Linked DNA regions of Homo sapiens: all the other regions are linked to region 3. A link is a loop called in an ENCODE intact Hi-C map of the cell type or tissue named here. Cell type or tissue: PC-9. All regions are shown on one strand.

What was found. Hi-C counts contacts between places; a loop is a spot of excess contacts. Peaks named below come from ENCODE experiments on the same cell type or tissue, not always from the same donor. Only the 100,000 strongest peaks of a DNase experiment are listed, where the experiment ranks them.
Region 1: it touches region 3 in a loop (7-fold over the local background); 17 of 110 quality-filtered maps call a loop at or near these places.
Region 2: a loop joins it to region 3, with 9 times the contacts of the local background. A loop is called at or near these places in 4 of 110 quality-filtered maps.

What each region holds. Positions count from the first base shown.
Region 1 is chr13:114,223,319-114,231,318 of GRCh38, reverse strand. No RefSeq gene overlaps it. Among named protein-coding and RNA genes, the nearest start is that of CDC16, 7.6 kb to the left of the region's middle. RefSeq lists enhancers at 2,486-2,987, 4,275-4,504 and a silencer at 4,251-4,545. In PC-9, a CTCF peak has its summit at 4,402 (motif pointing right); a DNase peak (open chromatin) is centred at 4,398; H3K27me3 peaks cover 926 bases.
Region 2 is chr13:113,946,640-113,954,639 of GRCh38, reverse strand. It overlaps C13orf46 (chromosome 13 open reading frame 46), which reads left to right. Exons shown (of 7, transcript NM_001365455.2): 7 at 1-935. Among named protein-coding and RNA genes, the nearest start is that of SWINGN, 22 kb to the right of the region's middle. In PC-9, CTCF peaks have their summits at 3,343 and 7,262 (motif pointing right); a DNase peak (open chromatin) is centred at 3,339.
Region 3 is chr13:114,062,326-114,070,325 of GRCh38, reverse strand. The region is part of intron 2 of RASA3 (RAS p21 protein activator 3); the gene reads left to right. Among named protein-coding and RNA genes, the nearest start is that of RASA3-IT1, 43 kb to the left of the region's middle. RefSeq lists enhancers at 2,168-2,347, 2,428-2,517, 2,618-2,677, 2,828-2,887, 3,488-3,617 and 3 more and silencers at 3,158-3,277, 3,948-4,017. In PC-9, no CTCF peak of the experiment used is centred here; DNase peaks (open chromatin) are centred at 1,125, 4,455 and 4,935; H3K4me3 peaks cover 2,090 bases; H3K27ac peaks cover 3,380 bases.

The sequences.
Region 1 (8,000 bases), 160 kb before region 3:
ACCAGCCCCACCTCCAGCAGCAATGGGCACTCCACCCCCACGATCCAACCACCTCCCACCAGCCCCACCGCCAGCAGCAATGGGCACTCCACCCGCACGATCCAACCACCTCCCACCAGCCCCACCTCCAGCAGCAATGGGCACTCCACCCACACGATCCAACCACCTCCCACCAGCCCCACCGCCAGCAGCAATGGGCACTCCACCCCCACGATCCAACCACCTCCCACCAGCCCCACCTCCAGCAGCAGGGATTATAATTCCACATGAGCTTTGGTGGGGACACAGATCCAAACCACATCACATTCTAATAGAATGACCTGGAGTCTCTATATTTGGTTAGATTTCTTGTGCTTTTCTTCCCTTCTATACCTGTAATAGCCTACAGCAAAATCATGTTTACTGATTTTAGAATGATGCCCCTTAGGTTTGTCAACCTTAGATAGAAAGATTCAGAAAATACGAGTTAGCATGGAGTTTATTTGAGCACAAGCCCTGAGGATGACCACCTGGGAGCACAGATTTGAATTTCCCTGAGTATGCACCCAACCAGCAGCAGGTACCTGGTTGGGGGCGGGGGGTTTAAGGAGGAAAGAAAGGGCAGTTCCTGAGTTGTTTATCAAAAATTTACATTAAAACAACGTAAGCTATTGATTGACTATACATTTTTCTTTGTCTCACAGACTCCAGAAACATGAAAATAATGGGTGACACAGCAGTCAGGAACAAAATGCCTTAAACAATTGCCCCTGTGGCATGGGGAGCAGAGTGACTGAAGTTAGTCCCACACTCATGTCCTGATACATTTTGCATCCTTCAAATAGTTCAGACTGCTCTGAGCTATTTTTCTTTCCTCAGGTTAAACCTTCCATCGTTGTATTTCCTCTACCACACTTACTAATTGGTTAAACTGATAGGGCTCATAAATATTGTGTATTACCTCACACGACAAAATGGACTTTGCAAGGGGTGATTAAGTTAAGATGGGTTATGTGGGTGGGTATGATGTAATCACAAGAGTTCTTACAAGTGAAAGAGGGAGGCCGGGGGGTCAGAGTCAAAGAGACTGGAAGACGCTACGCCGCTGGCTTTGAAGATGGAGGAAGGAAAGAAGGAAGAACAGTGAGCTGGGAGTGCAGGTGGCCTCCTGAAGCTGGGAAAGGCCAGGGACGGGATTCTCACCTAGATGCTCCAGGAGCACAGCGCTGCTGACACCTTGATATCCTGCAGAGACCCATTTCAGGTAGTGATCGGAGGTTAGCAAACAAAATTAGAACTCTGCCAAATGTGTACATGCCAGAGGCTGGCTTGTCTAACAGAAGACATTCTGTTTATTTTCCTCCCCTTACATTCTCTCCCAGTATTTGCCCTTGTTAAAGAAGCTAAAATTTCAGGACCCTCTAAAGTTACTACAAGGGGGAAGTTAAGCCCTGGAGACTGAGTCACAGAGCATGTTTGCAATTCTGCAATACTGAGTTTTGTGAAATTCAGTGTGTAAAAATCTTTGTTTTGTGGTTTTAAAAGATAATTCCGTCCTTAAACTAGTTCCTGAAATACGGTCAGGAAAACAAGACTTGGATTTTCAGTATGACCAGAATATTAAACATGCCAAGTGGTTTCTCAAGAATTTAAATTACTCTGAAAGGAAGAGAGAACAATCACCCTTCTCACTGATTAGAGTGAGGTGGTATTGTCGCCACAGGAGAGCAGTTTACAAAGTTAGAGAATTCTGTTGGCTGAAACTGCAAAATGTTGAGGCTTTGAAAGAGCAAAGGCAGTGATTAAGAAGTCAATGATTGGCAGATACGTCTTTGTTGTCATTTTACAAAGACAGTTCTCAAGTTTGGAATTAACATCTATCCAAACATCAAGTCTCAATTCATCTTGCATTTCTCCACACCCTGTGGCTGCAAATCTGCTCCAGCGCTGCCTTGGAGACCTGTCCAGGTGCACCTGGACGCCACAGACGGGGCCATAAGCGTCGCCTGCAGAGTTGGGCAGAGGAAGCTCAGAGCTTCCCCGCCGGGACATGGGCACCACAATAACACTCTTAAAAAGAAAAACCCTCTGGGTTAATACCTTTCCTTTGAATTAACCTCCATCCAGGTAAAAAATGATTGATAATTAATGTTTGTTAATTAAAATTGAGGCATTCTGTTGGCTTATAAATGTTAAGCTTCGTGGCACTTACTGATGTGGAAAATAAGACCCAGCAAGGCTAACTTACCTAAGCAAGTTCCCAAAGCCGCACCTAAAACCAAGTCCCTGAGCTGACAATGGCCTCTTGGGTGTTGTACCCATTTGTGAGTATACCTGGGGTTTTAAGGCAAAAGCAGGCTGTGGGGACACCAAGAACATCAGCCTGGGGTTTGCAGCTTCCCCACTCTCCATGCCTCTTCAGAGACAATGCCCTCTGGGTGGCAGTGATCGAGTTCTGCCAGTGCGGGGAAGCTCTGCGGGGTGAAGGGAAGCCTGGAGAGGAATCTGCCAGGCCTGGCGTCCCAAGCATCACCTCCTGAAACTTCAGTAAAAGGACTGGGAGGCTACGGGAAGCAAGCTGAGCCACCCGGACAGAGCATCCTGAGGTGCCGGACGCCTTTTCTTCCTAGCATCCTGTCCCACCACCCCCAGGACACTGCAACACTAGTCATCCTGCACAGGCTCCCGCTGCAGCTTCTCAAAGACTGCTGTCCACAGACACGGGTCCAGCCCCGTCGACATGAGGGTAACAGCCAATTCAGAAGTGTCATAATCTCTAGCTGGTTATCTGATTATCTTTTTAGTATATCAAATTAACTGAATAATGCCCTCGTTTTGTGTTAGGTGGATATGAACTTTGTCATGAGCCATGAAAGTGTTCACTGGTCTCAATTTTGATGTCAAATTTGGGAAAGCACTTTCTAGTACAAGTTGTTCTTCTGATTGACTCATCCACGTGTACTTTGGTCTCCTGTGCCAGTGTTCTGCCAGGAGCGGGTGACGGAGTGCAGATTGTGGAGGGCCCTGCGAACACAGGCTTGACGCCTGTGGAGGCCACAGTGGCGGTCCTCAAACGGACGCCAAGATGGAACTGAAGGATTTGGTTGAACCAGTGGATAGGGGAGGGAGTGGAGGTGGGAGAAGGCCCAGGGCATTCAGGGAATGCAAAGAAACCTAGTCTGGCTGGAACGCAGTGAGTGAGGGCCCATAAGATGAATGAGGAAAAGCTTCCTACAGTGATGTGTGAAAAAAACAACTGCCTCTGGATAGTTTGCAATGCTTACAGGTGTTGCTCAGTGTCAAAAATATTTTATTAACACACAGCTTGCTTATGCCAAGACATGTTATCATTATTGTCTGAAACATAGTGCTGAGGATAATTTTTAAAAATGACAGCAGTATATCACTGAAAAAAAGCAGGAAATCATCTAATCTGGAGATAGACACACACACACACACCCCCCACACTGGTGCACACCCCCCCACAGACACACTACACATCGCACACTAGTCCACACACACCACACACAACATACCACACCCCACATACTAGTGCAAACCCAACAGACATACTCCACACAATATACCACACACACACCCCACAGACACACACACCACACACTAGTGCACACCCCTCACAGACACACTACACACTGCACACTAGTCCACACACAACATACCACACACATACCCCACAGACGTCACACACCACACACTGGTGTACACAACACAGACCACACACACACACCACAGCCCCCCTGCCCAACACCACACATATAACTATGCTTATGAATTGCTGATTTCAGTGAATGTGGCACTTGGTGATTGGTTACATTCTTCTTGATCAGTCCTCCTTATTCTGAGTTACTTTGTATGTATTGAGAATTATACATTATTTTGCCACAATTTATGATTTGATGAAAATATTGGGAAAAACATGAGAAAGAGTGATGGGGTGTTGGAATTGTGGGCTCCTTAAAATTTCTCCTCAGCCTTGTAGAAAATGAGAAAATCTCCAAGTGTCTGGTTAATTTGCCTGGGTACTTCAGTCAGCCGGATCTTTTTTGTTTGTTTGTTTTTGAGACAAGATCTCCCTCAGTCACCCAGGCTGGAGTGCGTTGGTGTGATCTCTGCTCACTGCAGCCTAAACCTCCCAGGCTCAAGCAATCTTCCCACCTCAGCCTCCTGAGTAGCTGGGACCATAGGCACCACCACATCCGGCTAGTTTTTGTATGTTTTGTAGAGGTAGGGTCTCACTGTGTTGCTCGGGCTGGTCTTGAATTTCCAGACTCAAGCAATGCGCCCCGCCCCCCACACTCCCCCGCCGTATCAGCCTCCTGAGGTGCTGGCAGGTGTGAGCCACCGCCGGCCAGCGGCATCTACTTCACAGGACGTCCATTCTGGAGATCGCCACTAGTGGGCACCATTTCTCCACGCATCCATGGGCTTTTCTCCACGGTCCTTGTTAGCGGATGGCTGCTGGCCTGGGGCATTTCAGTTTTTGAAAGTCTCTGACCAGACATGCACTCATGCAGCGAGGGACTCTGAAGGTTGTCTCGAGGCCCAGATCACAGAATCTGAGAGGCAATGGGGCTTTACAGATGGATTCCCCAAGGGTTCCGTTTAAGGAGTTCTTTCCATTTCAGCCACTGTTTTGAGGGTCAATGCAATTTGTGGTTCCCCTTCCCCAACCTGTAGGTTACATGAAAACTAAATCTGGTCTTTAAAGAACTATTTATTGTCTACGGAGTTTTAGGACATTATAGTTACTGTTGAGGAGAGAAGACAATTAAACAAATACCAATACAAGAAAAGTCCTAGTTGGTAAATACTGAGAACTTTGCAGCTGTGTGAGCGTAATGACATTTCACGAGTGGCTCCAGCCCAGTGTGGCACGGCTTTGGCACATCTCCGGACCTGAAAACAAGCTCAGTGTAACATGGGACAGACGTCACAGTCTGCCGCCTGTGTCAGTCTTGCTGGTTTTAATAACGTTTCAATGTGTGTTTCCCTACCAGACCCATGTGCTGAACCCAGCTGTAGCTCACCAGAGTTTGCCTTCTTTGCTAAGCAAGCCTGCCCTCCAGGCTTGGCACCCATTTCTGAAACAGAGATGTTTCACAGCGTTAGCACCCGAAGGGCCTGGACTCCATCAGCTGCCCAGGTTGCATTTCCAGAACATTCCCTCACATCTGGAACTCTATCCACATCGCAACCAGAGGGGCCTACACGCCCCCTAAGGCCAAAGACATCACCCTTTTATAGTGGCCTCGTTCTTCTCTGAGACAGATGAGGTCTGGGAGTCCTGAGAGTGGCCTTGTGTGACCCTTCTGGTGGCAGCAGGGAAGAGTGTGGCGATCAAACTCGGCAGAGCCACGGCCAAAGGGCTGAGATGTCCAGCAGCCCCATGTCCCACTGACCTGGAGAAAACACACAGCAGCCACTGCTTTACCGACTTTGGCTTCACCACTGCAGGGTGGGGACCGGAGTGAGGCAGAGGAGGCGCTCAGGGCTCAGAATGAAGGAGGCTCCTCAGGTGAGCCCTGCATACCCTAGGGCAACAGCCTCCTGTTCTGCAGGGGGCACTCCCTTCCCCCACCCCAGTACCAGCCTGGGCCACGCCTGCAATTCTTATTCCTCCTTCTTTCTCCTTGTCCGTCCTCCCCAGTCCCCTCCCACTCCCCTTTTTGCCTCCCTCCTTCTCTTCTCCCTCCCCTCCCCTTCCACTCCCCCGGCTTCGCTTCTCCTCCCCTCCCCCTTTCCATCCCCCCTCCCTCCCCTCCCCCTTTCCCTCCCCCTCCTTCCCCTCCCCCTTTCCCTCCCCCTCCCTCCCCTCCCCCTTTCCCTCCCCCTCCCTCCCCTCCCCCTTTCCCTCCCCCTCCCTCCCCTTCCCCTCCCCCCTCCCCCCTCCCCTTCCTCCCCTCCCCTTTCCCCCCTCACTTCTCCTCCCCTCCCTAGCCCTTCCCCCTCCCCCTCCCTCCTCTGTCCTCCTCCTCCTCCTTCTGTCTCTTCCCCTCCTCTTCCACTATAGGACTACTTTTCTACCTTCTTTTCCCTTCTCCCTTCTTCTCTCCCTCCTTTATTTTCTTCCTTTCTATATTTAACACGTATTTCCTGTGTGCCCACCTCACACAGGATAGACAGGCTTCTGTCCTCACTGCTCCATCCATTATATTTATGATGGTTTTAAAGCATTTCAAAGTTCTATAGGTTTCAATTAATTTGATACCCAGAGTAACATGGGACAGACACATCTCTGGATCTGAAAATGCACCTGGTACTTGACTTTTCAGGTCATCAGAGCTTGTGGGTGGCTGGTTTTTACACTAAGGCTGCTGGCAGGATGCTCATTTGTCCACTGACTCTCTGAGCAAAGTCCAGAAGGGAAAAGAGCTGACATTATGGCTCTTCTGTGTAATGGCAAGATTTTGTCTACTTCTTGACTATGTGTAGCAATTTGTCAGTCTTTATAAACTGTTTGCTCTCTGGAAAGAGAGATTGAAAAGAGAACAATGTTCTCAGGACCAGACAGCAGCCTTTCTAGTTTTGTGATAGATCCTTTGACGTTCATTGCATTAGGGCCCATCAGGGAGGGCTGGCAGAGGCCAGGACTCCTACAGCACAACCCTTGTGGGGTGGAACAAGGTGGGGACACACAGGCAGGCACATTCGGAAAATGCTGCCAGAGTCAACCCTAAACTGCCACCTCGAAAAGGAGGTGCAAATTCGAGGCTTGCAAACCAAGGACACAAATCGCTATGGAGAGGCCATTTTTTCCATCAAGTTTAGCACAGACGTGGACTGTTAATGGAGGTCCTGTGCCCAGTTGCGCTTCACGACACAGGGGGGCGGGGCTGCCTGGAGAGGTCATGGCTGCAGTGGGCAGAGGCCCAGCTCCTCCCGGCCCGATGCCGGCATCTCAGGCTCCAGCACCACCTGCTGCACAGGAGAGGCTTCGGGAGGTCCACTCGGGGGATCAGCAGGAGACCCAGAATCCACATCCAGGCCTGTCTGACCCCACAGTCTGTGATTTTAAACACTGTCAATGGAAGGTCCACCCTGAGGAGCGGTGAGGAACCTGGGATTGCCGAATTCTGCATGGAGGAGCCGGAGGCAAGCTCTGCTATTCATGTCAAGTGTATTTTAAAGGGGCTTGTGCATAAAGGAATGAAATAAGGAATGAAATTAGCTGCTGCTTCTTTTTTTTTTTTTTTTTTTTTTTGGTAGAGACGGGGTCTCATCATGTGGCCCAGGCTGGTCTTGAATTCCTGGGCTCATGCGACCCTCCCACCTTGGCCTCCCAAACTGCTGGGAATGTAGGTGTGCGATACCATGCCCAGCCTGAAATTATCTTCTTATTTTCATTCAAACAAAACAAAACAAAAATTTAAATCTATAATATAGGTTAAAAATAGCAAAGAGTACTTTGGGAGGCCAAGGCAGACAGATCACCTGAGGTCAGGCATTCAAGACCAGCCTGGTCAACATGGTGAAACCCCGTCTCTACTAAAAATACAAAAATTAGCTGGGAGTGGTGGTGCATGTGCCTGTAATCCCATCCATCTCAAAAAATAAATAAATAAAATAAAAATAATAAATAAATAAATAGCAAAGAGTAGTTAGGGACCGTGACATTTCTGAGGGGCTAGCTATCAGCTCCATGAGGCTGAGACTACATATGCAGAGTTCTGTTGAATGAATGAAGGTGTGTGTGAGTCTTTTAACTCATTTTTAAAAGGCATTGCCCATGGGCTGATGTTCATTGTTGTGGAACAGCTTAGGCGGGATCTTACCTGGGGCTGATAGAGAACTAAGCAGATCCCAAGGGCTCTCAGACATACCCTTGATGTCTCCAACCGAGACTCTCTGGGTCCTTTTTTCTTTTCTTTTCTTTTCTTTTTTCTTTCTTTTTTTTTTTTTTTTTGAGATGGAGTCTTGCTCTGTCGCCCCGGTTGGAGTGCAGTGGCGCGTTCTCGGCTCACTGCAACCTCCATCTCCCAGGTTCAAGCGATTCTCCTGCC
Region 2 (8,000 bases), 120 kb after region 3:
CAGGCAGGAGTGAGAGGTGCAGGGCAGGGATGGAGCATCTGCTGTGTCACCAAAGTCCCTGCAGGAGCCAGGAGCACGGTGGACGCAGCTGAGCCCCGGCTGTGACTGCGAGAGCAACAGAGACTGTGGTGCTGGCACTAGGATCTGTCCCTGGAGGGAAGCCACATGCTCCCCACTCAGAGGAGGAGAGGGAGTCTTCCTAGGGGTGTGGGGGGCTCCAGGACATGCCTGTAAGACGAGTTTCACCAGAATCCACCCAGAGCCCTCTCGTTCAGACACGCACACGTGCATATTCATATGTACACAGCACATACATGCTCGTACATACCACACATGTGCACAGGAGGGCACGGGCAGGTGACCTGCAGCATCTCTGATCCGGGTGTCTCTAAGGCAGTCAGAGGCCACAGGCGGAGATGCTGTGTGCACTGTCTATTCCCGTGGAGACACATGGGGGCCGTCCCTGTGGTGCACATGATAATGCAGAGGCTCCCAGAGGGTGAGCTCTGCCCATCACTCAGCCAGGGAGGGAGGGGCCCTTTTCAGGGAGCCGCATGCCACGCAGAGCTTGTCCCACTGGGTAGTTTCCTCTGATCAAAGTGGGGCACCATCCAGGCTGCAGAGAGAAAGGGGACCCCCCAAAGCCAGCACCCACCCTTGACTGAAAGACACCACAGAAGATAAGTGCCCATCGGCCCCAGAGTCATCATTTCCCAGACAACCGGAAATGGGCCCTGGACGGGCTGTCCTGGACAGGCTGCCGGGCAGTTGGGTGTGACTCAGTTGCGGCCTCCAACTGTGCCAACCAGAAAGGCACCCAGAGAAGCTTCCGGAAATACGGTTGGTTTGTCCCCTTGGTGGGGCAGGAGGCGGCAGCTCTGCCGGGTGGCTCCCAGCACCCTCCCCCACAGAGCAAACATCGGCATGAGTCTGTCCACCCGTGTATTCGTCCTGTCGCCGCGTGTGGCTGGCCTCATTCTGGGTATGCTGGCGGCAGCCACCTCTAGGACAGGGAGGTCCCATGGCTCTGCAGACACAGGAGCTTGGCAGTGGCTTAGCTGTTAGAATGTGAGCCTTCCAGAGTCAGACGCGCCTTTGCCTTCTGTTGGGCTCTGAGCTCATTTCCTCAAACCCAGGGTAATTCTGTTCCTCCTTCACTGTCTGGTGGGGTGGGGGTCACAGTGTCCGGGGGAAGAGCTGATCAGGGCCAGTGCTGGGGTGGGAAGGGCTGACTCCTGGGACCCCGGAGAGGTGATTGTTGCCACGGGGGGTAAAGTTCCACGTGCTGCTCCTCTGAGCCTTGATTCTGGGCACTCCAGGGCGGCCAGGCCTGGCTCACACCTTCCTACCTCAGGGAGATTTCCGTGGCGCAGGCACACGCCCTGTGGGATGTGAGTGGCCACCTGGCTTGGGCCCCAACTCCCATCAGAGAAGCGGGCAGGTCCCGAGCGAGCTGTTCAGGGCACTCAGCAGCCACACACCCAAGGAATGGGGCTGCCTTGTGCCAGGCCGGGGGTCTGGGGAAGGGCTCAGTGGGCGCTGAACTCAGAGGGTCCTGGCAGCGGCAGTCAGCGTCCAGGATGGTCAGCGGTGAGGCCAAGCCCCGTCTTAGTGGAGGGGACGAGGCTGGGCTTTGGAGACTGTGGGGAGCAGGAGACATCCCTGAGGAAACAGGTCTACGCGCCGCAGAGCCCGAGAGCAGCTCCTGCCACGTGGTTGATGCTGCTGAGGCCGGGGGCTGCCTCTGCCCCGCCGCCCCGCCCAGCATGAGCGTGTTCCTGCTGCTGCCCGGCCCGTTGGGCTGAGAGGCTCAGGCAGCAGCGCTGGGGTCGATGGAGTGGACCAGGCAGGGGCCCAGGGCAGGAACCCCCTGTAGATGCACAGCCCTGAGCTCAGCAAATCAGCTGTGGTGACATCCAGGGAGGGGTGGAAGCCCAGGCTCCCCCTAGAAGGACGCTGCCCTTGGCCTTCAGTCCTATGGGGCACAGATGCCGCCTGGGCTTTCTAGGGCCGGCCAGTGGTCCTGGGGTGGTGGCCCCCGTTGCCCCAGGCCCAGTCTGCCTCAGTTTTATCCTCAGTCCCCACTGGCCCCTGACCTGTGCAGATTCCAGTAAGTGAGCGAGGCTGTCAGAGCCCTCCCAGGCTGGGGGAGATGGCCCAGCCCCACATGGTGCCTGCACCTCCGAGGTGGCCCCCTTGGAACCCAGCCCTGAGCAGGCGGGAGCGGCGGCCACACAGCGGCCCTGGGCAGGCGGGAGCGGCAGCCACACAGCGGCCCTGGGCAGGCGGGAGCGGCGGCCACACAGCGGCCCTGGGCAGGCGGAGGGGTGGCCACACAGCGGCCCTGGGCAGGCGGGAGCGGCGGCCACACAGCAGCACAGACCCTGAGCCGGCGCAGTTCCTCCAGCCACGCCAGCTACACCTTGGCTGTGTCCCTGCCGGGCTCCAAACACCTGTGTCCGTGCCACTGGCCACCTCTTCCCTGCCGTGTCACCCCCACCCCTGCCAAGTGTTCTGTGTGTTTTCACTGCAGGTGATGTGGGAAAGGGCGAGTCTCAGTTCAACGTTCTGGTTCCTTGGGGGCTGTCGGAACAATCGTGTGTTCTTTCCAGAGTTTTCTCTGTCTGGGTTTAGATGCCCACACACGGGACCATGTATTCAATCCCTGTGCATATAGATGGTGCCATATACGGAGAGAGGCATAGGTTGTCTTACGAGAGTGGGGTCGCGTTGCACTGTGGCCCCTGCCAGGCCCTGTCCGGAGTGCTGAACACAGAGCAGCAGGTGCCGCCGGTCCCCAGCCTCTTGGAGCCCCGTTCCCTCTGGGCGTCGTAGACAGTCGAGTTCAGCACATCTCTACGTGGAGTTTCGCAAAAAAGGCAACCACTTTGAAATGGGAGGGCCGCAGCGCCATGGCCTGGCGACGCCTGTGAGTGACTACAGTGGGGCCTGGAGGAGGAGCAGGGGGATGAATGCAGCCTTGGGGCAGGCGCTGGGGCCTGGAGGAGGCTTGGGGAGCAGGGCATGGGGGGCGGGGAGCGAGTGCAGCCTTGGGGCAGGCGCTGGGGCCTGGGCCTGGCTGGGCCCCTCTATGCCTTTCAGTCTTGAGGTCTGGAAACCCGGCCGGGATCTCCCCCGAGTGGGCAGTGCTGTTGGTGGCGGCGGGGGGGAGTGGTGCTGGCACTGTGTGGCCGGGCAGAGCCGAGGCCAAAGCAGTTCCATCCACACGCAGTCCACGAAGGGACGTCGGGCGCCTCCCACAAGCAAAGGCCCCGCCCGGCTCCAGCCCGGCCCGCAGGGACGACCTTGCCCTTCTTTCCTCCCTGGCCAACAGCACCACCCCGTGGGGGCCCCGGTGCTGAGGGCTCAGGCTGCCTGTTTCCGTCCTGGAAACCACAGACACCCGAGATCCAAGCAAGGAAGGCAGGATTTCCATACCTCCTCCCCAGCTGAGCATTCGCTGGAGGGGGACGGGGCTGTCACTACGTCCCTTATGATGATCACCTCATAGAGGCTGGGCCTCCCCACACCAGGACCACACGCCCATGAGGGCCCCACAGGCCTCAGCCTAGAGAGCCCCCATGGGAAACCCTGTGCTGTGAATGGTGTGGAAATTCCCCTGTGTCCTTCCCACGTGACCCCACAAAACCCTCAGCCGTGGACATCCCGAGTTCCTCTGAACGCCCGGCCTTCCCAAGCCTCGCCAGCGCCACGGACATCCCGGGGCCCCGGGGAAGGGTGGCTCTGCCGGGAGACAGGGTCTTCTCTCTGGCTCTGGTTCTGAAGGCTGTGGTGGGTGCAAGGTTCACCAGAGACGGCAGGACTCCCGTGCCCTGGAGCGGGAGGGAGTCTCTCCTGTGTCTCCCCTGGGCGCCGGCTCCTGCTGAACCCCAGACCCAGCTGTGGGAGAAAGCTGCCCAGGGCCCTGCAGGAGAGGCGGGGCCAGCCCTGGTGCACACAGGGGCAGAGGCACCTGGGCTGGTCTGGGCTGGGAGGTCAACTCTCCGTGTTGCAATGCTGTGTCCAGGTCTGAAAAGGGCAATGTGAAAGCAACTCCTCAGGGACAGAAGCCAGGCCACTCTGGGGAGAGGCAGGACACAGCCCTTCTGGCCCTGAACACCTTGAGGGGCAGGCAGGGGGTGATGACCCCACTCTACAGATGGGAGCACCGAGGTGCCCAAGGCAGGGGGTGAGGACCCCACTCTACAGATGGGAGCAGTGAGGTCCCCAAGGTGGGGGTGATGACCATATTCTCCAGATGGGAGCACCGAGGTCTCTGAGGCAGGGGGTGATGACCCCACTCTACAGATGGGTGCATTGAGGTCCCTCAGGCAAGAGTGATGACCCCACTCTACAGATGGGAGCACCGAGGTGCCCGAGGCAGGGGGCGAGGACCCCACTCTACAGATGGGAGCACCGAGGTTCCCAAGGCAGGGGGTGAGGACCCCACTCTACAGATGGGAGCAGTGAGGTCCCCAAGGTGGGGGTGATGACCATATTCTCCAGATGGGAGCACCGAGGTCTCTGAGGCAGGGGGTGATGACCCCACTCTACAGATGGGTGCATTGAGGTCCCTCAGGCAAGAGTGATGACCCCACTCTACAGATGGGAGCACCGAGGTGCCCGAGGCAGGGGGCGAGGACCCCACTCTACAGATGGAAGCACTGAGGTCCCCGAGGTGGGGGTGATGACCGTATTCTCCAGATGGGAGCACTGAGGTCTTTGAGGCAGGGAGTGAGGACCCCACTCTACAGATGGTTGCACTGAGGTCCCTCAAGCAAGAATGATGACCCCACTCTACAGATGGGAGCACCAAGGTCCCCAAGGCAGGGGGCGATGGGAGCACCAAGGTGCCTGAGACATGAGTGATGACCCCACTCCACAGATGGGAGCACCGAGGTCCCTCTGTGGGCAGCTTGGGGCCAGGCACAGGACTGGCAGAGGCTGGGAGCACAGCTTGTCGGGGCATCTGCGGGTGTGAGGGCCTGACACTGTCTTCAGGGCTTAGCCTTTGTTCTCCCTGCAAGAGGGGACAGAATGCCCTTTGTCTTTGTAAATCTATGCCCTGCTTTAGGCAAAAAGAGGAATCCGGAGAGCACTCCTGGACCTGTTTCTTCTTAATCGTCTTCATCTCAAAGGCCCTTCCTGTTTTGGGGAGTCACACACACTCTTCTGACACTGACGACCTGGAGTGTCACAGACCCTGAAGGTGAAGGGCTCTGTCCCACAAGACTCTGCCCCTACTTCTGATGACAGCCGTACATGGGTACCCAGGCAACCCACACTCACTCCTGACAACTGCAGATTTGGGGAACTTTACATCCCCTCAGATTCACTAGAACACCTCCCAGGGCTCAGGAAAGTGCTTTACGTACAATCATGCTTATTATGAAGGAAACCCATGAACAGCTCAGTGAAGAGAGTGGGGAGGTGGGCACTGATCTCTGAGCACCGTGGGGGCTCCCCAGCCTGGGGGCTCCCCAACCCTGATGCCCAAAAGTTTTTATCTAGGCCTCATTACACAGGTATGATTGATTAAGTCATTGGTCATTGGTGATTGAACACAAACTCAATCTCTGGCCCCTCCCAGGAGTGGGGGCGGTGAGGGGGGCTGGAAGTTCCTCTCTAATTACATGGTTGGTTCCTCTGGCAACAAGCTCCCACCCTAAAGCTACCTTGGGGTCCCCCAAGAGTCACCTCATTAGGGTAAACAAATGTGGTGAAAAAGAGTTGTTATGAAATCAGACACCCCTATCAGGAAATTCCAAAGATTTAAGGAGTTCTGTCCCTGGAACAGGGGACAAAGACCAGATGTATTTTTTATTATACCACAATACAAATCTCTTAATTTATTCAGGTCTCCTTCGATTTATCTCAGTAGCGTTTTGTAGTTTTAGGTGATAAGCTCATGCACACTGAGATTCAAAGGGGTCTGTTGGAGCGTTCAGCAATTCATGAACTGAGCAGTACCAGAACGTGTGAGGTTCAGCGTGAGGTTCAGCGCTCCACTGAGGTTGAGGGGCGGAGCTCTTTTCTAAGTGTCTGCAGAAGCGGGACAAAGACAAGACATCTGGTTAAAAGGAAGTCCCTGGTGAGAGGCTGGTTTGGCAGTTTCTGGGCAGTGTCAGTTTCGTGGCCCAGTTCCCAGTGGGCTTCGGTGTGCTCACACAGGGTCCCAGGCACTGAAGCCGCCTCAGCCCAGGGCCTCCTGGTTAACTTTCTCATGTAGCTTTCCGAGTATATGTCCACCACTTGTTTTGGTCAAAGCCACTCATAAGTAATTTAACATTTTTGATGTCAAGAACAATAAATAGAAGTTTCCTCTTTGTGCCTCCCCAGTCACTGGGCTTCAGTCCCAGGAGGCAGGTGCCAGGCAGACGTTGGTCCCTTCTGCTAGTTTTGCCTGGTCTTGAACCGGTGCTGTGGGCTCTTCTGGGGCTGGTTCCTTTCATGCTGAGTCATGTCTATGTGACTCCTCAGTAGTTAGTTTTTTAAAAAATTGCCAGATATAAATGTGTGCTCAGGCAGGTTTTTGAGAACTCCACACCATCTCTTGGGAACGATGAGAAGTCCCCTGAGTCCCTGTGGCAGGACGTGGGCTTTTCATGGGTCAGCCTGAGCCCCGCTCCATGGCCCCGATGGGCGCTGGGGCAGCACCCTGGCTGGACATGGGCTCCTAGAGAGGGCAGTCAGTGCTCGGCAGGCCAGAATCATGGAGGAGGGGTCGGGAAAGCACTGCTGACCCCCAATCCCATGGATATGCTGTCATCCTCCCAATGGCCTGGCTGATGGGCCATGGTGGGTGTGGACCCCTGAGTGAGTGTCTGGGGGGAAGTGTCACGGGGTCAGCCTGTGTGCTTCCTGGGCTCCTTGTCTACATGGCTGCGCATCTGCTTGGCTGTGTGTCCGGGACCTGCTTGTGTCCACTACAGGCCTGGGCCCAAGGAATCTCGGGAGGTGGAAATGGACACCCGGGGCCGCAGAAGCTGCACAGGTGGGGCCAAGAACCAACCAAGCCTTGCTGCCAGCTCCCCGCTCCACCCACTGTGATGCCAGCTGCTTCTCACATCTGTGAAGCCTCACCCAGCCTTGGGCCATCATTTCAGGTAAATAAAAAGGCCTAATGGCCCCATCAGGCCCTGAGCTCCCTGCTTCCTGAGGAGCTGTCTTCTGCTGGAACTTGGAGGCCACGTGGGCAGAATGAAACTCCTGCTTCCGACAGCAGACGGCAGCAGTGACCTACTCCTGGCTGCCCTGCCCATCTGGAGCGGGTTCTGGGTCTTTTGGGCCCTTTGAGGTTGGTCCGCCCTCCTGCCCTGGCAGCAGCCAGTATTTTACTCCCAGTTGCTCCAGCCTCCCCCAACCCCCTTCCCCGTAAGTAACCTGCCCCGACGCTTGTCCTGGAGCCACGGTGTGGAAGATTCCAGCAGCATTGAGGAACCAAATTTTATATACAGCGTTTCCTCCAAGCACGCAGCTCTGATGTGCCTTTTCCAGGGCCAAAGGCCCCTTCAGGAATCTTCAGGCTTCCCGCTCCACCTCACCTTCTGTAGTGCTGCCAGGCTGACGACAGCCCCCGGGTCTGTGGCTGGCCCCTCTCTCCCAGAGCATCTTGGCCTGCAGTGCTGGCCACAGCCAGAGAGAGGGAAGAGACAGCCCCAGCAGTAACCACGGGTGCCTTCGGCCCACGCACCTGCCGGTCGGCCCCAAGGGTGCCAGGCCTTCCTCTCCTATCGCCGCTGTGGGGCTCCAAAGGGCAGCCAGGAGCCCCAGCTCTGCTGTGGCTTTGCTGTTCCCCAACTGTGAGACCCTCAGAGAGCTGCCGGGCGCAGGTTTCCTCCTCGGCCAGCGAGCAGTCAGACCAGGCTTCGGACCCCTCTACTGTTCCAGGGTGGAGGGGAGGACCCAGGAGACCCAATGGCCTGGATGCCAACAGCCAGCGTGGCCTGACGATGCCATAGGGCACAGGGACAGGCTCTCCGTCCTCTGCGGCCCCGTTC
Region 3 (8,000 bases):
ATGCTGGGGAGTTTAGTCCTGGCCACCGCCCCCTCCTTGCTCCATGGTGGCACCCACTTTGGGGCCGGTCCCCCAAGTCTCCTGGTCCCCGAGTCTCCCATCCCCCGAGTCTCCCACCCCCCAGTCTCCCAGCCCCCAAGTCTCCCGGCCCCCCGAGTCTCCCAACCCCCGAGTCTCCCGGCCGCCTGAGTCTCCCAGCCCCCGAGTCTCCTGGCCCCCCAGTTTCCCGGTCCCCCCAAGTCTCCCGGCTCCCCGAGTCTCCCAGTCCCCAAGTCTCCCACCCCCCAGTCTCCCACCCCCCAGTCTCCCGGCCCCCGAGTCTCCCGGCCCCCCAGTTTCCCGGTTCCCCCAAGTCTCCCGGCTCCCTGAGTCTCCCAGTCCCCGAGTCTCCCACCCCCCCAGTCTCCCACCCCCCAGTCTCCTGACCCCTGAGTCTCCCGGCCCCTGAGTCTCCTGGCCCCCCAAGTCTCCCGGCCCCCGAGTCTCCTGGCCCCCCAAGTGGTCCCCTGAGTCTCTCAGCCCCCGAGTCTCCCGGCCCCCCAAGTCTCCCGGCCCCCGAGTCTCCCAGCCCCCCAAGTCTCCCAGCCCCCGAGCCTCCCAGCCCCCCAAGTCTCCTGGCCCCCCGAGTCTCCTGGCCCCCCAGTTTCCCGGCCCCCTCAGTTTCCCGGCTCCCCGAGTCTCCCGGCTCCCCGAGTCTCCCGGTCCCCGAATCTCCCATTCCCCCAGTCTCCCACCCCCCAGTCTCCCGACCCCCAAGTCTCCCAACCCCCGAGTCTCCCGACCCCTGAGTCTCCTGGCCCCTGTGTCTCCTGGCCCCCTGAGTCTCCTGGTCCCCCGAGTCTCCCGGCCCCCGAGTCTCCCAGCCCCCCAAGTCTCCCGGTCCCTGAGTCTCCCAGCCCCCCGTGTGCTTCCTCCAAGGTCAGTGTCACCTTTAAGGTCTGATGGTTCATTTGGCAAAGTCGCTGTGGAAAGAAAAAAGCCCACGTCTGCATCTCTGAGCTCAGAAGGGCCCCAGGGTGCTCTCTGGCCGCTGGGTCTGCAGCCGGGCAGGAGCCCCTTCTCACATTCCCTGGGGAGAAGCACTTGGGTCAAGTTTGATTTGCTGTTGCCCAATATCGCCGTCTGACTTAGCAGGAAGCTGCAAATGGAATGTGTGAGGAAGGAAAGGCGGAACTCAGCTTCTCTTCTTCCCTCTTTCCCACTAAGGAGGTCACCGACCCAGCTCCACCTCAGGCCTGTGTCCCCCACGCCTCCTCCCTGCGTGTGGCCCGGGCCCCTGGGCCGCGCGTCCGAGGCCCTGGAGTCTGTGGGGCCTCTTTATCGAGTGCTGAGCCGACGTCTGGGGAGAGCGTCCTCTGTCTTCCCTTTTTTCTGTATTTTTCAAGGTGGAGGTTGAAGGGCAGTGTCTGTCACAGGTTTAACTTCAGAACGCATCGAAGTGGACACATTTCAGAGAACAAGCCCTTTCTCTCTGGCCTTGGCCCTTCTCCAAGGAAGTGATTTTGGCAGTTTCTGTCCTACTAGAAAAATAATTTTCTGAGGTTGAGAGTGAACTGTGTTCACAATCCATACCTTTTAGAGCAATCATTTTTAATCATTTAAAGGGCAGCCACTATTTGTTTCCTTATTTACTTAAACTAAAAGGCTCCCTGAAATTGGGTTGGCAGGGCTGGGGCTTGGGAACCAGCTTCCCGCCCTGGACCTCCCCTGGGCCGGCACCCACGACCCTAAAACAAGGAGATGACCCCGCTCCCCAAGGCTGCGCTGCAGTGGAAATCACCGTCTTGTCCAGCAGAAAGGAACAGCTGGCGTCACACACAACAGAACCTAAATCTCTCCTTGCTGGGTTAGTCCAGTCATTTGCAAGAATATTCAGTAAGTGTCGTGTCCTCATTTCCTTCCATCCACGTAAGGACGTGGAATGGTGTCTGTCCCTGCCTGCTTCCTCTGCGCCCACGTGGCTGACCTCTCCCCAAACCCTCATCCACGCAGACAGTCCTGGCTCAGGGAGGCTCTGCCTCAGGGTTCTGGGTCTGACCCTACCCCCTGCCACTGGGGTTGAGGCTGGGCAAAGCCCTCTGCCCCACGCGGAGCCCTGGCCCCCCCTTTCTGTGGAGTTGCTCCTGCGTCCTTTGCAGGGTTCATTTGCATGCCCATCTCGGGGAGAAGGGGCCGTGGCCACAACAGGAAGAAACTGCAGGCGTGGCTGGTTTCTGTGCCCCCTCCACCCAGAGGTGCCACGGCCTGAACTCCTGCTCCGAAAGCTGGTTATGCGTTAGGTTACAAAGCTGTGTCTGTAGGAAAAGTTCTTTTGTTTAAAAAATCATGAGCACCCCCAAAATGATCTGGATACGCAGACAAAAACGTCAATGTGATGTGATTTCTGAGAAGTGGAATTATGGGGGAGTTCTTGTTCTTTTGTTTGTGTGTTTTATGTACAATTAGAAGTTACAAGTCAAGGAACAGATAGATCTTCTAGAGCTGAGCGAGGAGAGCTGGGTCTTCCCAGGCAGACGAGGACATCAGACATCACCAGGGACCCTCACTTGGCAGCCCTGAGGGGCAGGCTCTGAGCTCTTCTGGGTGGAAGCCCGTCCCGTCCTGTGTGCACGCAGTGGGTGTTTGTTAAAGACAGGGAGGTTTCTTTCTGTTCATACTGCAAGATGTAAATCACCCCCAAAATAGTACTTTTGTGTAGTAGAAATGACTAAACCAAGAAATGTCTCCACAGCTCCAAAGTTTTTCGGGAGGGGAGAAGTTATTTGGGGTTAGAAACTGAAAGGGGCAGGAGGAAGTTGGTGGTTTGGGAGACAGACGGTTCATTCTCTCAGATGCTTTTAATAAAAACCAAGTTGCTGACTTAGGAAACACCGACTTTGACATTAGGCGACTCATGAAAAGTCACATTTCCCATGAACATTTATTTTCACTCTCAAGTTAGAGCTTAAACAAAAACCTGCTTGACACGACTGGAGGCTTCTTGAAGCCCAGAATATCCCAGAACTGCTGGAGTAGGGGACCCATCCTCAGCCCCAGAGTACCCCAGGTGGGGGCCCATCCTCAGCCCCGGGGTGTCCGCAGGTGGGGGCCCATCCTCAGCCCCAGAAGTGCCCCAGGTGGGGGGCCCGTCCTCAGCCCCAGAGTACCGCAGGTGGGGGCCCATCCTCAGCTCCAGAGTGCCCCAGGTGGGGGGCCCGTCCTCAGCCCCAGAGTGCCCCAGCTGGGGGGCCCATCCTCAGCCCAGGTTGGGGGGCCTGTCCTCAGCCCAGGTCAGGGGGCCAGTCCTCAGCCCAGGTCAGGGGGCCCGTCCTCAGCCCAGGTTGGGGGGCCCGTCCTCAGCCCAGGTAGGGGGGCCTGTCCTCAGCCCAGGTGGGGAGGCCCGTCCTCAGCCCAGGTTGGGCCCATCCTCAGCCCAGGTGGGGGCCCATCCTCAGCCCCAGAGCACCCCAGGCCAGGGATCTGTTCTCTCAGTCCTGGAATGCTGGCCCCAAATCTCCCAGCAGGTCAGAGCCCCTGGTCCTGTCTGTATGACCCCCAAGCCCGGCCCAGCATCTCCATCTCCACCTGCATGTGTGTGTCCTTCCGTGTCATGCTGGCTCACAGGAGCGCACCTGTGTCAGAATGATGCAGGGGGTTCTCTCAGCCGCACAGGAACTCAGCCGGCGGAGAGCATGAGGTTGCTCGTATTCTGTGAGTACTGAGTGTCTACTGCACATGGCAGGCTGCCCCAGGCCCAGGCCTGGAAGGGACTCATCGGCCGCCTGTGCCTGCAGGAGCCTCCTGGCCCTGAGCTGTGGCTGGGCCACTGCAGGGAGAGGCTGGGCCTGTCACGAGGGGGCCGCACCGAGGATCCCATGAGGAGCAAAGGCCAGGTCCCCCCTTCTCCCTCCTGCCCGGGCCTCCTCTCGCCCGGCCGCCTCCCGCTCCTCGGCCGCTGGCCCTCTCTCCTGCCCCTGGCACCTCCCTGGAGAGCCCCTTTTCCCACCAGGGCCTCACTGAGGGTTTGGGGTTTGAGGTGTCTCAGCTGCTGCAGGGGACCCGGTGTCTGGTTGTGCCTCCTCCTGAGAGTCACTGCTGCAGTCACACATCGTGGCCGGGCCCTAAAGACCCAGCCGATTTTCATTTGTTTGTAAGGATGGTGGTTCTTTTTTGGGGGGTATGGGGTGGGAGAGAGGAAAGAGCCTCATGTGCAGGAGAGGCGGGAGCCGAGGCCACAGTGTCCCGGGGTGCTGCGTGCAGTGGTGTGTGGCGTGTGGTGTGTGGCGTGCCTGGCGACCACAGAGCCCATGAGCCGAGGGGCAGCTCCTCGGTGCCCCTGAACAGATGGGGAGACTGAGGCTCGGGGAGGTGAGGTGGCTCACCACGGCCGCTGCAGCTGTGAGTCTCAGCCCAGCCCGCCTGCTTTCCTCACTGAGTCTTTGGGTTCCGTTTGAAGACTCACAGCTCTATTTGCCAACATTTCAAAATAACCCCACCCATCTTGAACCACAGGAGGCTGCAACCCAGTGTGTGTGGGGCTTCCGCTGAGACCTGCCGTGCTGGGTGGTGAGTGGGCTGTGAGCTGACCACGGACCCCTGCCCTCCAGCCTCTGACCTCTGGGAGCCAGGGCTGTGTGACCCTGCAGTGCTGGGTGGCGGGTGGGCTATGAGCTGACCGCGGACCCCCATTCTCCAGCCTGCGGTCTGTGGGAGCCAGGGCTGTGTGGCCCTGCACTGGCCATGTGCTTCTGATGGGTGTGTTTTGCCTCCTGTCCTTTGCGGAGATGGAGCATTTTCCCTGGCCAAGTTGCCCCTTCTCTGTGGGGCGCCTCTGAGGATGAGTCAGGCAGTGACTCAGGACCGCAGAGCTCAGCCCAGAGGCTGGCTTGGGAGCCCCAGGGCTGCTTCGCAGACCCGGTTTGGGGTTTGGTTCCTCTTCACGCAGCCTTTACCCTCTACCCCGAGGCTGGGGCAGCCCTGGCAGCTCCCGGCTCCCCCCAGCGTTTGGGAAATGGGCCCCGAGCCTGCGGCAGAGCACAGAGCTGGGAAACCAGGTTTATTTTCTTATGATCACGTGATGGGAGCAGCCGCAGGCGGGATGGGGCAGCGCCAGCCTTGCGCAGATGCTGGGAAGTGACTCAGGGAGGAGAAGGCGGGGGTTTCTCTGCTGGTCCCAGCTGAGCCCCTGCTCCAGGCTCCAGGAGGAGGAGGAATTCAGTTCAGATGGTTTCCCCTCATCAGAGCCACTACTTAAAGGTCAACTCTGTTTTCTGCAAGAGGTTTTTTCTTTTTTCCCCGTGAAAGTTTGCTTGATTCTGTGAAACTTCATTTGCACTTCTTCCAGAAATGACTGAGGGAAAGGAGACTTTGCCAGGGTCTCTGCCTCAGAGGGAGAGGCTGCTGCGTGCGTTAATTTCCTTAGGCCACATGGCAGGATTTCAGGCGAGCCTGGTCCTCTCAGGCCGCACTTTTTCTTTATTTGGAAAGAGAGTTCCAGAGCCCTCGGGCGGTGAGTGGGGGCCGCCTGGGCCAGGCATTCATCCCGCATCTGACTGCTGCTGACCTCGGCTGGAGACAAAGCCGGCCTGTCCAAGAGATACCCCGAGGTTAAGCTGCTGATGGGAAGGGGGGCACCTGGTGGCTGTGTGGCCCCTTTGAGTCCATCAGAAAGAAGAGATTGTCCGGCACAGGCCACCGAACAGGATGGGGGATGGGAGGAATGCCCTAGCGTTCAGCCGGTTTCATTTTTCTTTTGGAATACGCTTCAAACTCTGCTGCCCAGGAAGGAGAAAGCACAAACCTTCCTGCTGATGAAAGAAAATGGGTGCCCCCACCATGAGACCCACGGACAGCGGGGGGCTGTCCGTGGGCCTGGGCTTTGCACCTGGGAGTGTTGGTGCTGTGTGGAGGGAACTGACCCTGTCCTCAGGCTGAGCCTGGAGTCCCCACAACAGCATAGGGGGGAAAGCTGCTGTCCTCAGACTCCGCGTGGCCTCCAGTGATGGTGCTGTGGCCACTTCCTGCCGGGTGCTCACCGTGGGTTCTGGGTGGGGCTGGGAGGACATGGGGCGTAGGCCATTCTGCCCACGAGGTGACGTGATCGAGGTGGACGTGGCTGGCCTCGCAGCCTCTGCTCCTGCAGGTCCTGGGACGCTGTGTCCATCTGCTGGAGCTCATTTCAGAGTTGGCTGATCACAGGTCCATAGTCACCCACTGGTGACAAATTTAACAAATTTGTGGGGGTTTTTTTAGTTCAAAAAAGATCCTCCTTAAATGTTGTGAAATAATATGTCTTTTAAGTTGCAACACACATTCAGAAGTTCCCGGAGGGTTAAATCCTGAGCATGAAAAGATGGTCATTCTAATAGAAAACAGGCCCAGAGCATTTCAAGAAAAAATGAGATTTAAAACTGCTCATAAAAAGATGGACATTCCACCTCACCAATGAGCCAGACATTTAAAATTTAAGCAGGTTTTTGCCACCGGTTTAGCAAACTGTAGAAATATTTATAAGACGGCGTATGCTGGGGGTGGACACTGGTCCAGACTCCCTGGAGGGTTCTGTGGCTTTGTGTTTCAAAGGCCTCAGGACAGTGCACATCCTTGGAGGAATTTATCCCACGGGGACAATCAGCCACTGCACAGATCTGCGTTCCCAGGGTGCTCACCCCTGCTGCTCCCACCACACAGCGTGCACATGGCAGGGGGACCTGGCACTGCTGTCCACGCACACACGTGCCGTCTGACCCCAGCGTTTTATCAGCTCTTTGGAAAGTGGCCCATGGCCTGATGTGAAAGGAAAAAGCTGACTCTGTCACAGGGAACATAACCTCACTTTTATTTAAAAAATTTATCCGTATTTCCATTCGTATCTTCTATATTTATAACATAAATATTTACTATTATTGTTAATATATTTGTATTATAATATAATGAGTCATTATAGTATGAATATACTTATATTTGTATTATAAATATTGTATTTATGTTATAAATGTAATACAAATATATTTATATTTTGTATATTTTAAACCTATAACATTTATATATTTTATTCTATTTTATATTTTTGGAGAAAAAACTCCAGGAGGATGTTTCCTGGAATGTTAATTCCAGATTTCACTTTCTGATTTTTTTACGTATTTAAAATTTTGTTTCTTTAAAAATAGCTTTATTGAGGTATAATTCAAGCACCGTACAATTCACCCATTTTGAAATGTACAATTCAGTGGTTTTTAGTATATTTGCAGAGTTGTGCAACAATTGCCACAGCCAATTTTAGAACATTTTCATCTCCCTAAAACGACACTCGCGCCCTGTAATCCTCCAGTTTCCGGCCTGCAGCCTCTCCTGGGGCGGCAGACACGGGTCCCCGTTCTGTCGCCGGCTGTGCCTCTCTTGGGCATTTCGTGTCAGTGGAAGCGTCTGGCCCATGGCCTCTGTGTGCGTGGCCTGTTGGTTGGCACCACATTGTGGATGCTGTGGTGTGGGGCCAGGGTCCAGGCGTCCTTCCTCTCCAGGGCTGAGCACCGTTCTGCTGTTGCTCCCTCAGCAGCCGAGGCCCACCTGCCTTGTTTCCACTGTCTGGCTGTCATGACTGAGGCTGTGAGCACGCATGTCTGAGTCTGCGTGCGAACGTGGGCTGTGAGCACGCGTGTCCGAGTCTGCATGCGGACGTGGGCTGTGAGCACGCGTGTCCGAGTCTGCATGCGGACGTGGGCTGTGAGCACGCGTGTCTGAGTCTGCGTGCGGACGTGGGCTGTGAGCACGCGTGTCCGAGTCTGCGTGCGGACGTGGGCTGTGATGTCTATTGCTGCACACCTGGGGGTGGAACCACTGTGTCCCGTGGCGACTGTGTGTTGAACGTCGGAGGAACCGCCAGCCTGTTTTCCGTGGCGGCTGTGGCCACTTGACCTTTGCACAAGTTGTGTGTTTGGATTCGCATCTCCACCTCCCTACCCTTGTTACTGTCTCTTTGATCACAGCCATCCCGGTGGGTCTGATTTTCTTTGTACAATGCG